Regions from separate parts of the Homo sapiens genome. Here region 2 is linked to region 1. Evidence: chromatin loops called from intact Hi-C (ENCODE). Cell type or tissue: ovary. All regions are shown on one strand.

Evidence for each region. Peaks named below come from ENCODE experiments on the same cell type or tissue, not always from the same donor. Only the 100,000 strongest peaks of a DNase experiment are listed, where the experiment ranks them.
Region 2: it touches region 1 in a loop (2.1-fold over the local background); 42 of 110 quality-filtered maps call a loop at or near these places.

The regions. Positions count from the first base shown.
Region 1 is chr2:238,503,093-238,511,092 of GRCh38, forward strand. It overlaps LINC01107 (long intergenic non-protein coding RNA 1107), which reads right to left. Exons shown (of 3, transcript NR_037809.1): 3 at 7,598-8,000. Among named protein-coding and RNA genes, the nearest start is that of LINC01107, 48 kb to the right of the region's middle. RefSeq lists enhancers at 5,900-6,587, 6,588-7,273. In ovary, no CTCF peak of the experiment used is centred here; a DNase peak (open chromatin) is centred at 4,949.
Region 2 is chr2:238,791,188-238,799,187 of GRCh38, forward strand. No RefSeq gene overlaps it. Among named protein-coding and RNA genes, the nearest start is that of TWIST2, 53 kb to the right of the region's middle. In ovary, no CTCF peak of the experiment used is centred here; no DNase peak of the experiment used is centred here.

The DNA of each region.
Region 1 (8,000 bases):
AGTGAGTGCCACGAAGGGGTGCGATGCAGTGCCGTGCAGCTCAGGGTGGAGACGGATGTGGATGATCTGGGTGGGGTGTCTTGTAGGTCTTCTCAGTGGCCCTTCTCTGGGCCTGCTTGGATGGGAGGGCTGTTTCCAAGCGTAGGGGACTCTGGGCTGAGGTGGCAGAGGCCAAGCTGGGCTTTGTAGACATGTGTCCCGAGGCCAGGGCTTGCTTGGATTTCTATGGCTGTTTCCAAGTGCAGAGGCCTCTGGGCTGGATGGCAGACCCTCTCCCCACCCCCACGGCAGAGCTAGGCAAATGCATGGCCCACACAGGAGCCCGGCCTACCTTGTGACTTGGCACTCAGGGTGGGAGGTGGGCTGTGTGCGCCTGACCCTGACCCTCCCGCCCAGGGGCTGAGTGAGGGCAGAGCACACATCCCGTGGAGGTGGGGCTGCTGGGAGCCGTGAGCTCCACTGTCCCATCAGACTTCATTTACGAAACACATTCAAAGAAAATTATGAAGAATCTCAAGACAGTGACCACAGAGCTGTGGCCACCACGTGCGGGGCCCCTTCCGAGCATGGGAACTGCGGGCCTGTGTGGTCGCCCGCCCAGGCAGCTGGCCCTGTGGCTGAGGTGTGGACACAACGCCCTGGAACTCAGGCCACTGGGATGGCTGGAGTGCGCTCAGGTCTCGAACCTGGAGAGGTGACTGCTGAGGCCCCCCCCCCGCCACTGAGGCAAGCTTCTGTCACTGGCCTGAAGCAAGGCCCCCCATCAAAGGAAGCCTAGAGAGAAGCAACTTCTCTAAAATACCTGGGTTTACCTACTGGACCATTTTATTTTGCGATTCTGTCCTTTTACTACCTTTACAAAAACCACTTTTGCAAAACAGTAGAGAGAGTTCAAATTCTAAAGTGAGGGAGGGGTGGATTGAGGAGCAGATTGCCCAGTTTGTCCACAGATCTTCATGCTATTCTGCATCTGCTGGGAGTGGGAAAAGCTTGGGGGCTGCCACCCCTGAGGATCAGATATTTATGTGACAGATGAACCCTCCTGCTAACGCTGCTGTATTGAAAAGTCCCAAGAAAGAGCAGTCCCAAAGGGAGTCCAGCTGGGCCCTGGGACCTGCACTGATCCCAAAGCTGCCTAAAAGAAAACGCCTGGGGCGCACCTATAGCTCCAGGAGGAAAATGGCCAAGGGCGCGCAGCAGACTGCCGATGGGAAACACCTGTTCTCCGGGCTCGTGGGGGCTGGCCAGGCATTGTTCTCTATTTGCGTGTTTTGCTTTCAGCTCATTCAAACTCAATATAGTGGTGAAATTAAGTACATCATCAACCTAAAGCTACCAAACCAAATACATAAATGGAAGGATTTGAAAAATCTGTAATAGCTGGGGTGAGGCTGGCCTCGGGCCAGCTGGGCTGCCCGGACAATGGAGGCAGTATGAGTGCTTGGGCCACAGCGGGAGGGCGAGTTTCCACCCCGGGGTGGCCTGGGGATCTGATCCAGCCTGAGGAAGGGCTTGGGTGGAGCCCCGAGGGGGCTGGAGGGCTGCCGGGGTGGGGGGGCTCTAACCTGCAGACGTGAGCCCCCAAAGCCGGCTGTCATCATGCGGGCCGCGGGGGGAGCCATGCTGTGTGGGAAGCAGGGGCGGTGGGATCCGGAGGGGGAAGGTGTGGAAATTTGACACAAACGCAAATGTTTTACCTTCTAAATCACCTTGGTCTTGCAGTTGAAAATTCTCCCTGAACTTCCCACCCCAAATGTCTCAGGGAGGGGGAATCTGGGCAGCTTCTCGCTTTCCAAAGTCACAAGTCATAATTCTTTCTTCCTGCTGCAACCGGCGCAGGCTGAGTTCTGAATGTGGTGCTGAGATGGTGTGAAAATCTCCGAGAATATCTGGGGACCTTGCACCTCCACCCCCACCCAGACCCCGCAGTGACTGGGTGGACTTTCCAAGGCGGTTCCGTTTGGGGTTCTGCGCTCCTAAGGAACTCTGTTAGCCAGGAGGGCCAAGGCCCCTGCGCCCTCAGATGTGATTCACTGACCACCTTCAGCCTAAAATGGCTTTGGAGAGCTGGAGGCCAGGTAGTGTGTTGACCGAGGCCACACTGAGCACCCCTCACATCTGCCCTCTGTGCAATGCCTGTGCACACTGGTCACTGTGGCTTCCAAGGAGCCGGCCTCCTTTCACTGCCAGGTGTTCCAGATGCCTGGACACTCTTGGTGGACTCAGGGACTGGGACATGTGACCCTGCTTGGCACCCAGAGCCACCCCTGCACTCAGGAGCCAGAACTACCCACAGGCACAGCCCAGCCTGTTTCCTGGTTCCTTCTCGGTTCTCAGGCCCCTTAGGGCCCCAAGGCAGCTGCAGGAAGGCGCTACCCGAAGGCCACATTGCTTCCCAGGGTTGTGGCCACAAATGACCACACAGCCAGTGGCTTAAAACAACACTCATTTTCTCTCTTACGCTTCTGGGGTCAGGAGTCCACAGTGGATCCTTCCGGGGGCTCTAAGGGGAAAATACATTTCTTTGTCTTTTCTGGCTTCTGCAGACGCCTTCCTTCATCCGTGGCCCTCCCCCTCCTTGAGTCACTCTAACCTCTGGCTTCTGTTGCCACGTCACCGACTGCAGGGCTGTGGTGGGCTGTGTGGCTGCCTTCAAAGATATTCTCACCCTAATCCCCGGTCCCTGTGACCGTAACTTTAGATGGCAAAAGGATGTCTTAGTCCAGTGGTGTCCAACCGGGGACCAGTTTCGTGAAAGACAATTTTCCACAGACCCGAGGGGAGTGGGGATGTTTTGGGATGAAACTGTTCCACTTCAGATCATCAGGCATTAGATTCTCATAAGGAGAATAAGGCAACCTAGATCCCGAGCATGTGCAGTTCAGAATCTAATGATCTCACAGGAGGCAGGGGTCAGGCAGCTCAGGCGGTAATGCTCGCTCACCTGCTGCTCACTTCTTGCTGTGTGGCCTGGTTCCTAACAGGCCACAGTCGGGTACCCGTCCATGGCTGGGGGGTCGGGGACCCCTATCTTAGTCCGTTCTGGCTGTTCTAACAAAACGCTGCAGGTTGAGTGGCTTAGAAACAACAGAAATGTATTTCTCACAGTTCTGGAGGCTGGCAAGTCTAAGATCAAGGAACTGGCAGAGGCGGTGTCTGGAGAGGACCCCAATTCTGGTTCTCAGGCTAGTTACACACCTTCTCACTGTGTCCTCACACAGCGGAAGGGCCAGTGCAGTGCTCTGGGGCCCCCTTCATGAGGCTCTAATCCCATCCACGGGTCTGCATGCTTGTGACTTTGTCACCTCCCAGAGTCCTGCCTCCTAACAGCATCACACTGGGAGTTTATGTTTCAACACACGAATTCTGGGAGGACGCAGACAGTCAGATCACAGCAAGGGTCTTTGCAGATGTGATGGAGTCAAGGATTTCGGGATGGGGAGATTCTCCTGCAGGGGCCCTCCCGGCTGGGAAAGCAGGGAAATGCATTCTCCTTCGGAGCCTTCACGAGGATCCAGCCCTGCTGGCAACTTGACTGTAGCCCAGCGAGACTGATTTTTTATTTCTGAGCTTCAGATTGTAAGAAAATAAATTCCTATTGCTTTAAACTGTGGTAATTTGTTACAGCAGTGAGAAGAAACTGGAACAGGTGGCCTCAGCATTCCACATAGGAGGAACTTAGGGAGGCCGCTGAGGTTTTGGCCTGAGGCTGCCTGTACTTGCAAACGATTTTCACGGCGAACCTGTGTGATTTCGGGTGCTAGGGCCGTGCGTGTGTGAGATGAAGGTCCAGGGCCAATGCCCTCCCCAGTGCAATTGCCAACACCCACCCCCAGACGTTTGCACTTTCCTGCCAGGGCATATATTAAATCATAGCCATTGCTGAAAAGGCGCAATCTTTATCCCGGCTCTCACTCCACACCTACCTACATTTTTGAAAACTTTATTTCTTTAAAAATTTTCTTGTTCTTTGTATCAGTTACACATGCAGAGAATTTAAAGGCAAAGCAGCAGCCCTTCCACGGGGCTGTCCTGCAGTTCCTTCTCTGGGGCAAACGCTTTGAGTCTTTCAGCCAATTATTTTCGTATTTACCTGGATATCTTAGGATAACATGTTCATGTTGACACTTCTGATTTTTCACCTCGGGCATCGTCTACTGGCTTCCCTCAGGGCAGGCTCCCCTTCTCTCTTCACCCTTGACCCATATTCTGTCCTCTGCTCTCTCTCTCTCTGTCTCTGTCTCTTTGTGTGTCTCTTTCTTTTTTTCTTTCTGAGATGGAGTTTTGCTCTTGTTGCCCAGGCTGGAGTGCAGTGGCGCAATCTGGGCTCTCTGCAACCTCCACCTCCTGGCTTCAAGCAATTCTCCTGCCTCACTCAGCCTCCCAAGCAGCTGGGATTACAGACGCGTGCCACCACACCTGGCTAATTTTTGTATTTTTAGTAGAGACGGGGTTTCACCATGTTGGCCAGGCTGTTCTTGAACTCCTGACCTCAGGTGATCTGCCTGCCTCAGCCTCCCAAAGTGCCAGGATTACTGGCATGAGTCACCATGCCCGGCCACTCTGTGTGTCTCTTTCTAACACATACACACACACGCACACACGCAGACACACACACACATCCCATCCCTCCATTTTTCCAGCAGCATCTCACCATTTCACCAAGATGAATAGTTAGCGTTTACTATTCACAGCCAAGCCATTAGAATAATATGACCTCTTACCTGAACAACTTTTGGTTTTCTCCGGAGTTAATGATGTTTTCATTTGCATTGTTTTTATGTGTTTATCACCACGACAACCCCAGCCTCTCCCGTAATTGTAGAAATGTCCTTACAAACCATGTCTCTGTTTCCTCTTCGTGAAGAGCGTACTCCTGACACCATGGACCCTGCTCCAGGGAAGGTGGCTGTTGGGCGGTGGTCTTGGCTGGGGATGTCCCTGCCCCTGCACCCCCTCTGCTCCTGGCTGGGGCTGAGTGGTCTCCATTCTGCCTCCCAGCTTCCCTCTCTGCTGGCTGACCTGCTGGCTCTCTGGTGGCTCCTATCCTCCAGGAACCTCTTGAGAAAGGATGCAAAGGTGGTGACCTGGGAAGATCTTGCAGTTCTGAAAATATCTTTCTTTTCTACAGTTTGGGCTTAGAATTCCAGAGTGGAAATCATTTCCCTCGGAATTTTGCGGGCACTGCTCCTCGGTTTGTGGCTTTTTTTTTTTTTTTGAGACAGAATCTCACTCTGTCGTCCAGGTTGGAGTGCAGTGGTGTGATCCTGGCTCACTGCAACCTCCACCTCCCAGGATCAAGCAATTCTCATGTCTCAGCCTCCCAAGTAGCTGGGATTACAGGGGCACACCACCACACCCGGCTAATTTTTTTGTATTTTTTTTTTTAGTAGAGATAGGGTTTCACCATGTTGCCCAGGCTGGTCTGAAACTCCTGAGCTCATCCAATCCACTCGCCTCAGCCTCCGAAAGTGCTAGGATTACAGGCATGAGCCACCGTGCCTGGCTGGTTTCTGGCTTCTGAGGTTGTGGCTGAGAAGTCCCAGCATCTTCCTAGTTCTCAATCCATTGTGAAACCTCCTTGTTTTTGTCTGGAAACTTGTAGGAGCTTGTGTTTGCACCAGGGTCCTGAATTGCCACAGGACGAGTCTCTGAGTGGGTCTCCTTGCACGCCGCCCACAGGGCATCACGGAGCCCTTTGATGCCGGAAAGAAATGCCTCGGCTTTTCTTCCAGCTTTGTCTTTCCTGTAACTTGCTGCTGGCCCCACTTTTGTTCTCTGTCAGAGCTTTCCTCAAAACTGGGGTGCTCCTTGGCTGTCTGCTGTCACCTAAGAGAGAGATGTGAAAAAAACATGTATAAGCTGTGTGTGTGTGTGTGTGTGTGTGTGTGTGGGTGGGAGTAAAGTTGCCAGATTTAACAGCAACAAAAATTACAGAAAGCCCAGTTATATTTGGAATTTTTTTAGTGTAAGTATGTTCTAAATATTACATAGGGCATACTTATACTAAAAAATGATTTGTTGTTGATCTAAAATCCACATTTCTCTGGGTCCTGTGTTTGACCTGGCCACCCTAGGTAGGGTTGCCCTTCAGTAGCTTCAGGGTAGGGTGTTGGAGCAGTGCCTGGGGCTGGAGGGCTGCGGATGCAGCCACATCTTTAGGTCTTTCCTTATTGGAGGGGCGAGTCTGACTCAGCCCTGGGGAGCCCGCTGGAATGGAGGTGCGGGTCTGTGCACAGTGTGTGTAAGATCTGTTTACTCTGCTCGCCCTGTCCGCTCACCCTCAGTGTCACCCTCTCCAGGGAATGAAACAGTTGGTCTTCTGATCGGACACAGGGGACAGAGAGAGCCTGAAGCATCTTACACAGGCCTCCGACCACCCCTCTGCATGTGGCCCCCTTCCTGACCTCCAGAGGCAGTGGAGCCACCCTCGCCTGCACCTCCCAAGCCTCCCCCAGGTAGCCAGGCTGCTTCTGGGCTGCATGGGCTCCTGGCTGAGGAGTCAGCTTTCTTGGATCTGCTGGGAGTTCCCCTTGCACAACCCTGGCTGCTGCAGCCTCTCCTGGCTCTCTTTGTCTTTCTGGATTAATGCCATTAAAAGTCCCCTGCTGCTCCCTGCACTGGGCTTCTGGAGCGGGTGATTAAATGCTTTTGTTCCTTCCACCATCTATAGGAGCCCACCCTGGTTTCATTCCTAAGCTGGCCTGCTCTTCCCAGGGTGTGTTTCGTCAGCTGCATCTCCGAACAGCAGTAACTGCTGCCGTGTCGAGGCACTTCCCTCAGCCATCCTGGAGGTACGACCCAGGTCCCCAGTTTTTAGGTGAGAAAAGTGGCTTCAGTGAGTCCGTGGCTTCAGTCACACCCCAAGGTCCCACAGCGAGGGAGTGGGTGCAGGGCCCCTGCACTTGACTTCTGACCTGCTGCCCTTCTGGGGGTCTCTGTTAGTTCTCTCTGGTTGGGGCAGTTGGTCCTCCTCAGTTTCTGATAACACAGCTGGGTGGGCCTGCCTGGTGCCCGCTTTGCAGCTTGCTTGCTGGGGCAGGTGGTGGAGCATGAGCACCCATTTAACCTACTAGAAAGGGGTCCCTGGAGGTGGGTGCCTCAGGGAATGGGGAGAGGCAGGGGCTGTGCCCACCCTCCACCTCCCGGCCACCCCAGGCCCTTCTGTGCCACGGCCTGCTGGGGTGGGGGTCAGCATCGCAGATTTCGGAAGGCCTTACCACTTGGCTGCCCTCCTTCGGGTTTTTCATCTAGATTTCTTTTGGGAGGAGTCTAGATACTTTTAGTTTTTAAATAAGCCTTGTATCTTCTCACTCTTTAAACACCACAAAATGGGTGGCATTATTGAAATACAAAAACCTTCTCCAAACTATAACTTTCCTGTGCACAATGGAGAAGACTGATTGTGAAAGTGGAGCAGGTGTTTTCATGTTGTGCGGACTTAGTGTAAACAAACTGAGCAATGTGAGTAAGCCCGAGCGCCCCTTTGCTCTCATATTTGTGTCTAATGCTGACAGTTTTGTGGAAAAGCTGTTTTTATGATTCTGAAGTACCTGCACCCCTCCCTTGTGTAAAATTTAATCACATCTTATTGCATCGGGTATTAACACTCGTAGTTTATTGAGGAGTTTTCTCTGGGGCTTGCTGAGCATGGGGTTGTGAAATGATGCCTGGGTGCCTGGGAGGAGGGATCTGAAAGTCCAGACACCATACGCAGGGAATGAAATATTCCCCCGAATTCCGGGAACACACCAGCTCCCAGCGTCGAGGTTCCCATCTGGAGGGTCTCACCTCCCAAGGTAACAGCATCATTTTCCCAGCTTGAAGAGTGAGGTGTGAGACTCGGAGCTGGCCTTTCCTGTCTCTCCCACTGTGAGGGGCATCCATGGAGCTGTGTGCGAGCTGCTCCCGGAGCTCCTGGGATCAGATTCCAGGGGATGTGCTCCAGCCCAGTGGGGGCAAGTCTGCAGGGCCACATTCAGACGTGACAGCACCGGGGA
Region 2 (8,000 bases), 290 kb after region 1:
AATAAGCCGAAGAGAACCAAGTGTAAAAGTGACTGTAAGCGAATGCAGTTTGTGGTTATAGTATCCGTAAGAGAAAAAAAAAGGACAGATTTATAAATGGGGCCAATTCAAACACTCTAGAAACTGCCTCCCCTGCCAGCTCTTTTATTTAAGAAAAAAAGGAGAGTGCTGAAAACGTGGGGCCAGCCCGTGCCCAGCTGGTCAAAGGCATCGGAGCGCCTGTGTCCCTGAAGGAGCTGGGCTTCAGCCCTGGCCTCTGCAGGGGTCTGAGGTGATGCCGGGGTAGGGGGGCAGGGTGGGGGACATCAATCAACACAAAATGCGGCAAATGCTTCCCTGGAAATGGCAACATAGCAGAGAGCCATGAGCACAGACGGGCCAGCTCCCGCAGCCGCCCTTCCGGTAGTGTCCATGCTCACGGGGCGGGAGGGCAGGCCGGGGATTATCTGGATCATGTAAGTCAGAACGTTGCTGTTCTGGGTGTGTGTGGTCAGGTCAGAGCAGACCTGATTTCTGGTGCAGTGGTGAGCCTGGTTTGTACAGGGACACACCCCAGACATGACCACCCTGCTGTATTTCACAGAATCTCTGCTAGGCAAAGCCTCCAGCTATTTAAAACAGAAATAGCCCCAGCAGGGATGATGAGCAGGGGATTTTGGTGTTCAGTGATTTCGCCTTTGCAGGAAGGCAGGGTGGTGGTGGTGGGGGGGGGCGGGGTAGGGGGCGGGGTGGGGTCCTGGTGACCCCAGCAGGATCTGGCCTGGTTCCAGGCATCACCAGGTACTGGGCTGTGGCCTTGGGTAATTCATTTTTCCTCTCAGAGTCTCTATTTTCTCCTTTGCAAAATGGGTCTAATAATATCTTTTCCACCTTTAGGGACAAGCACTCAAGAAGACAAAGGGAGGGTCAGTGGAAGGGAGGGGAAGAGGTGGGAGGTAAGGGGGCTTCAATAAGTGACCCTCTTTCCTTTTCTAATTGTAAAAGCAGCATATGATTGTCATAAAGGCACTAAAAAATGTAGAAATGCGTAAAGGAGATAATGGCCAGTAAAAGCCAGAGAGAGCCCTTGATAACCTCTCCCCTTCCTCCCTCTCCCTCTCTCACTTGCGAGGAGACCCATGACATAATTATTATTATTATTTTTTTGAGATGGAGTTTTGCTAGTCACCCAGGCTGGAGTGCAGTGGTGCCACCTCAGCTCACTGCAACCTCTGCTTCCCAGGTTCAAGCGATTCTCCTGTCTCAGCCTCCCAAGTAGCTGGGACTATAGGTGTGCATCACCATGCCTGCTTAATTTTTGTATTTTTAGTAGAAACAGGGTTTCACCATGTTGGCCAGACTGGTCTCGAACTCTTGACCTCAAGCGATCCACCCACCTTGTCCTCCCAAAGTGCTGGGATTAGACATACATTTTTGAAATTGTGATAAAATAGACATAACATAAAATATACCATTTTTAACCGTTCTAAGTATACCATTTAATGGCATTAAGAACATTCACATTGTCATGTAACCATCACCAGGATCCCTCTCCATAGCTCCTTTCATTTTGTAAAACTGAACTCTGTATCACTAAACACAAACGCCCAGTTCCCCTCTCCCAGCCCCCAGCACCCACCATTGTGGCACCCACCATTCTACCCTCCCTCTCTAAGAACTTGACCTCATATGAGTGGAATCATATAGTATTTGTTCTTTTTTTTTTTTTTTCTTTTTTTGAGATGGAGTCCCGCTGTTTTGCCCAGGGCTGGAGTGCAGTGGCACGATCTCGGCTCATTACAACTTCCACCTCCCAGGTTCAAGTGACTCTCTTGCCCCAGCCTTCCAAGTAGCTGGGATTACAGGCGCACCACCGCGTCCAGCTAATTTTTGTATTTTTAGTAGGGACGGGGTCTCACCGTGTTAGCCAGGCTGGCCTCAAACTCCTGACCTTGTGATTCACCCACCTCGGCCTCCCAAAGTGCTGGGATTACAGGTGTGAGCCACCGCGCCCAGCCAGTATTTGTTCTTTTGTGTATGGCTTATTTCACATAGCATAAATGCCTTCAGAATTCATCCACATTGCAGCAGGTACTAGGATTTCCTTCCTTTTTAAGGGTGAGTAATGCTCCACTCTGTGGATGGACCACATTTGGTTTAGCCATTCATCTGTTTGTGGACACTCGGGTTGCCTCCCCCTTTTGGCTATTGTGAATAATGTTGTTCCACATACGGTGTGCAAGTATCCATTTCAGCCTCTGCTTTGCATTATTTTGGGTATACGCCCAGCAGGGGAATTGCTGGATCATCTGGTAATTGTATGTTTAATTTTTTGAGGTACCGCCATACTGTTCTCCACAGCAGCTGCACCATTTCACGTTCCCATCAGAAATGCACAAGGCTTCCAATTTCTCCACATCCTTGCCAACACTTGTGATTTACATGTTTTTTTTGTTTTTGTTATATATATATATATATATAAAATAGTCATCCTGATGAATGTGAAGTGGTATCTCCTTGTGGTTTTGATTTACATTTCCCTAATGATTAGTGATGTTGAGCATCTTTTCGTCATCTTATTGGAATTTTTATTTCTTCTGGGAGGAATATCTATTCAACTCCTTTTTCTATTTTTAATTTTTTGTTGTTTCATAAACATCATTTTATAAGGGTTCTTCTCACTTCCTATATGAGAAACATCATTCCTCCTAGATAAATTAGAGTTTCCAGCCATGGTTTCCAGCCTGTCTTTCTGCCTCCCCTCCACGCCCTCCCTCCTGAAACGGGGACCATGTCACGGGTGAGAACGCAGACCCTCGTTCAGGCTCCACTCTTAGCCACTGTGAATTCCTGGGCAAACGGCCTTCCCTATACAACAGTTTTCTCACATGTAGCATGGAGATTGAGTAATGCTTACTGCATACATGGTGTGGATTAAACAAATTAATTTATGTGAAATCCTTAGCACCTGCAGGGAGCCCAGAATTCCATGAAAGAGTGGGCTCTGCTGTTACCAGTGGTGTTGTTATTTCTCATTCCACGCAGGGGGTCTCATCTGGGTTCTGGTGGAAGGATATGGCAGAATCCCCGGGAGGAGGGGGGCTCCTGGATATGCTAACAGATGAAAGCCTCTCCATGCAAGCAAATGGCTGGGAGGAGCCGATGGTTCCTTGTGCCTGGGCATTGCCCATCCTCCTGTCAACTCCTCTCACATCTATCTTTAGGTGGACAATGTTGTCATCTCCATTTGTGGCTGAGAAAATGGAAACCTTAGAAAGATCCAGTAACTATCCAAAGCCACTGACAGGATGCGACCTGAGGCCATCTGCCACGTGCTGCCACCCTAACCAGCCCCACAGGGAGAGCTGGCCGTGGCCTTCAATGACACTATGCCACGTGCTGCCACCCTAACCAGCCCCACAGGGAGAGCCGGCCATGGCCTTCAATGACGCTATGCCACGTGCTGCCACCCTAACCAGCCCCACAGGGAGAGCCGGCCATGGCCTTCAATGACGCTATGCCATGTGCTGCCACCCTAACCAACCCCACAGGGACAGCCGGCCGTGGCCTTCAATGACGCTATGCCATCAGAGCTGCCACCCTAACCAGCCCCACAGGGAGAGCCGGCTGTGGCCTTCAATGACGCTATGCCACGTGCTGCCACCCTAACCAACCCCACAGGGACAGCCGGCCGTGGCCTTCAATGACGCTATGCCATCAGAGCTGCCACCCTAACCAGCCCCACAGGGAGAGCCGGCTGTGGCCTTCAATGACGCTATGCCACGTGCTGCCACCCTAACCAGCCCCACAGGGAGAGCTGGCCGTGGCCTTCAATGATGCTATGCCACATGCTGCCACCCTAACCAACCCCACAGGGAGAGCTGGCCGTGGCCTTCAATGACGCTATGCCACGTGCTGCCACCCTAACCAGCCCCACAGGGAGAGCTGGCCGTGGCCTTCAATGACGCTATGCCACGTGCTGCCACCCTAACCAGCCCCACAGGGAGAGCCGGCCATGGCCTTCAATGACGCTATGCCACGTGCTGCCACCCTAACCAGCCCCACAGGGAGAGCCGGCCGTGGCCTTCAATGACGCTATGCCATGTGCTGCCACCCTAACCAACCCCACAGGGACAGCCGGCCGTGGCCTTCAATGACGCTATGCCACGTGCTGCCACCCTAACCAGCCCCACAGGGAGAGCTGGCCGTGGCCTTCAATGATGCTATGCCACATGCTGCCACCCTAACCAACCCCACAGGGAGAGCTGGCCGTGGCCTTCAATGACGCTATGCCACGTGCTGCCACCCTAACCAGCCCCACAGAGAGAGCTGGCCGTGGCCTTCAATGACGCTATGCCACGTGCTGCCACCCTAACCAGCCCCACAGGGAGAGCTGGCCGTGGCCTTCAATGATGCTATGCCACGTGCTGCCACCCTAACCAGCCCCACAGGGAGAGCTGGCCTTGGCTTTCAATTATGCCATGCCACGTGCCAGAATTTGCCAGAATTTACATCTTGACCGTGGTGGTGGTCACACAACTGTGGACATTTGTCAAAAGTAAAAAGGATGAATGTTACTGAATGCAAACCGTGCCTTAATGAAACACCCTGAATTGCATAAACATTTTTTTCCTTTTAGTTCAAAGGCATTTTCATGATATTTGTTGCACGGTTCGTTTGGTAATAAAGTCAAGAGGCAGCTGGAGGCTGATTTTGTCCAAGGCTCAGTTTGTAGGCTTTGAAATATCAGTGTTTCTTGGTCAGCATCACCTTTCCTGGAAAGAGGTGAGTCTGTGGGAGATCCCATGTGTAGACGGCAGATGCCAGGCTGGGCTCTCCAGGGTCAAATGAGCTAAGTCTGCAAGTCTAATGCAGGCGAGCACCTGCCGGGGAGCTGGGAGGCAGCGTCTTCCTGCTCACCTCCATTCTGAGAACTGTCATCAAGCTCCTCAGCCTCCGGGCTCTTTGAGCTTAAAAACACTACTCTTTTATGAGAATCGCAAAATTATCATAGGGTTCTGGCTCAGTTTAAAACTTAACCTGAGAGGTCTCTGGTGCTGCAGTTTTGTTCTGGAGGTGTTAGTACCCCTGCTTTATGGGGAGGATGTTTGCAGAGAGGAAACACGTGAGTGATCATACATGTATGTTGACGAGAGAAAAAAGCAAGGTGGCAATGACCTTTGTTGGGGCCCTGCCATCCTGGCCGGGATGCCGCAGTAGGACACCCCCTGCCCAGCACTGCCTGTGTGGCAGGAGGACAGCTGGTCACTGTGCCCACTGACATCACAGAGCCTGCAGGTCCCCTTCATGTCCGTGCCTGCCTCTCTGTCCCTGGACCACCCCTGCCCTGCCCACTCCCTGCTCCACATCAGCTTCTCACTAAGTCCTGGTTCCCTCCCATCCTCCTGTAACCTTTCCCTTCTGTGCCCTTCCCTCTGACAATAACTCCCACTGCGCACTGCTGCTCCGGAAAAGGGCTTCATTCGGCTCAACCTGGGTGGGCACCACAAGGACGCGGGGCTGTGCAATGCACGCTGGCAGGCGACAGAACACTTGGGTGGCTTTTGAAGTCAATTTTGTTGAATTAGTGTTGCCGGTATTAAGCACACAGGCGCACGCACATGCACCTTCTTCCTGACATTCTCACATTTTGAGCAAATTCAGTGTAAATGAGACGGGAAGGTAACTGGGAGAATCTCTGTCCACAAGAACTACTTTTAAGGCCAGATCTCATTTTCAGTGAACGACTCTCTGTGTCTTTACTTGATTGTAAGGTTTAGATACATTAGAAATTTAGGTGAGGAAGGTGACAGAATCATGTTATGTCTTGATTGTGTGGTGGTTACACGACAGTATACATTTATCAAGACTGAAAAGGATAAATTTTACTGAATGGAAATCACGCCTTAATAAAAAATGGAAAAACAATAGGTTGCAAGATGAAGAATTCAATAGATTAAACAGGTGTTTGAACTACATGACACCAACAGTCCATTGGCTAATGTTTGTCATTTAATTAGCTGATTCAACGGGCTGTTTGGTAAAGAACCGATATCCAATTCTAAATTTGGCCAGGTTGGGGGAGGACACTCTGTCTTTTTGTCTTTCCAGCTCTCTTCCTTTCTAAGAAGCACTCTCCCTCCTTCTGGAGATCTGATTTCCCCCCATAACTTGATAAAGTTCAGAAAGCTAAGATTATCCCTCATTTCGAAGTGTGTTCAGATGGGCTTTTCCATCCCCCATCCCGGATAGAGCAAGAACGAAGGCTGGGGTCCACAGGAGGAGGACGGGGTGGGCAGGGTCAGATGAGCAGCCGCAGAGGGAAGCGGTCCAGAGGGAGCTCACGGAGCCCACCTGGGCCATTCTGAGGTTAAAAGATGCCTGGACAAGAAGGGCAAGGACCGTGTTGCCCCATTTTCCAGCAGATGCCAGGTGTGAGGTCGCTTCATTGTCGGCTTGTTCTCTCTGGAGCTAGGGTTGTTCTCACAGTCCTTCTGGACAGTGAAGGAGGCCAGGGGTGTAATGAAGAGGGGACACTGCAGCGAGGAAGAACCTGAAGCAACCATGGCACCAAAGAAGGTGGCCTGAGAAACACAAATGGTGGTCAGAGCGTGCTTCCCTCGGAAGAGAGCAGGTGTGATGCAGGAAGAGGATGGAGTCCTTCCATCTCGCCCGCTACCCATCTGTTTACTCCTAACTCTGGGTCTGCACCCACCAGGGGAATATGGAGCCTAGAGAAGGGAGGGCTGGGAAGGACCTTGGCATGGCAGCTGTTGGCTGCAGTAAGAAGAGACCACAGTGAAGCCACACGTTCTGTAGTCTGCCCTAGGAACTGTAAAGGCTGAGTTCACAATGCTGAAAGTTGAATTCATGGTGAAAATAATCAAGCTTTTAAAACATCATCTCGAAATGCAGATATAAAGAATAAAAAATAAGAAAATGATGGGAGAGATAATGATAGACAGAGAAGACAGAATAAAGATCCAACTTATGAAAAATAATAATTTCTAGAAAAAGAAAAAAAAAGCAAATCAAAGTTATAATAGAAGAAAACTTTCCTGAGTGATGTGAAAATATCATTAAGCCCTCTGTATTCCAGGGTTTCCAATCTGCAGATTCAATCAACTGAGGATAAAAAATACTGGGAAAAACAATTAAATATAGTAATATGAAAATTAAAAATAATATAAATAAAATCAATACAATATAACAACTATTTATAGGGCATTTACACTGTATTAGGAATTATAAATAATCTAGAGGTGATTTAAAGCAAACAGGAGGATGTGTGTAGGTTATGTGTAAATACTATGCCGTTTTATATCAGGGACTTGAGCATCCTTAAATTTTGGTCTGTTTGGGGGTCCTGGAATAAGTCTCCATTGGATACTGAGGGATGTTTGTACCTGAGTATCCAAGTCAATAGGATTCTTCAACATTACCCAAGTAGTTCACATTCTAGTGAACATTTGGAAGCACAATAGGAGGAAGGGAGGGATGCAAGGAAGGAAAAGAGGAGACAACAGAAGAGTGAACAGGAAACAAAATTTATTACACCATGTTTTTAGATAAGACTAAATATTACAAACATACAAATTCCTTAATTCAAATTAAAATTCCTACAGGATTTTAACTTCACAAAATAAGGAAGGATAAGAGAAGATAAAGAGGAGTGGACAGGAAACACAATTTCCTACAGCATGTTTCTAGATAAGAAGACTAAATATTACAAACATATAAATTACTTAATTCAAATTAAAATTCGTATAGGATTTCTCTAACTTCACAAAAATAAGTGCATTTGGAAGTCATGTGAAAATGGCTTCAACAAATAAGGAAAGGAAAAGAAAGATAAGAAAGGAAAGAATGGGAAGTGAAGATAAGGAAGAGATGGAGGAGGCCTAGCCCAAATGGATGTTACAGCACTTTTGAATCCACAAAAATTAAGTAGATTTATAGTCATTACAAAGGATCCAACAGTCATGAGATTTGTCCAGTCTTCTCCAAACACTTAAAACTGC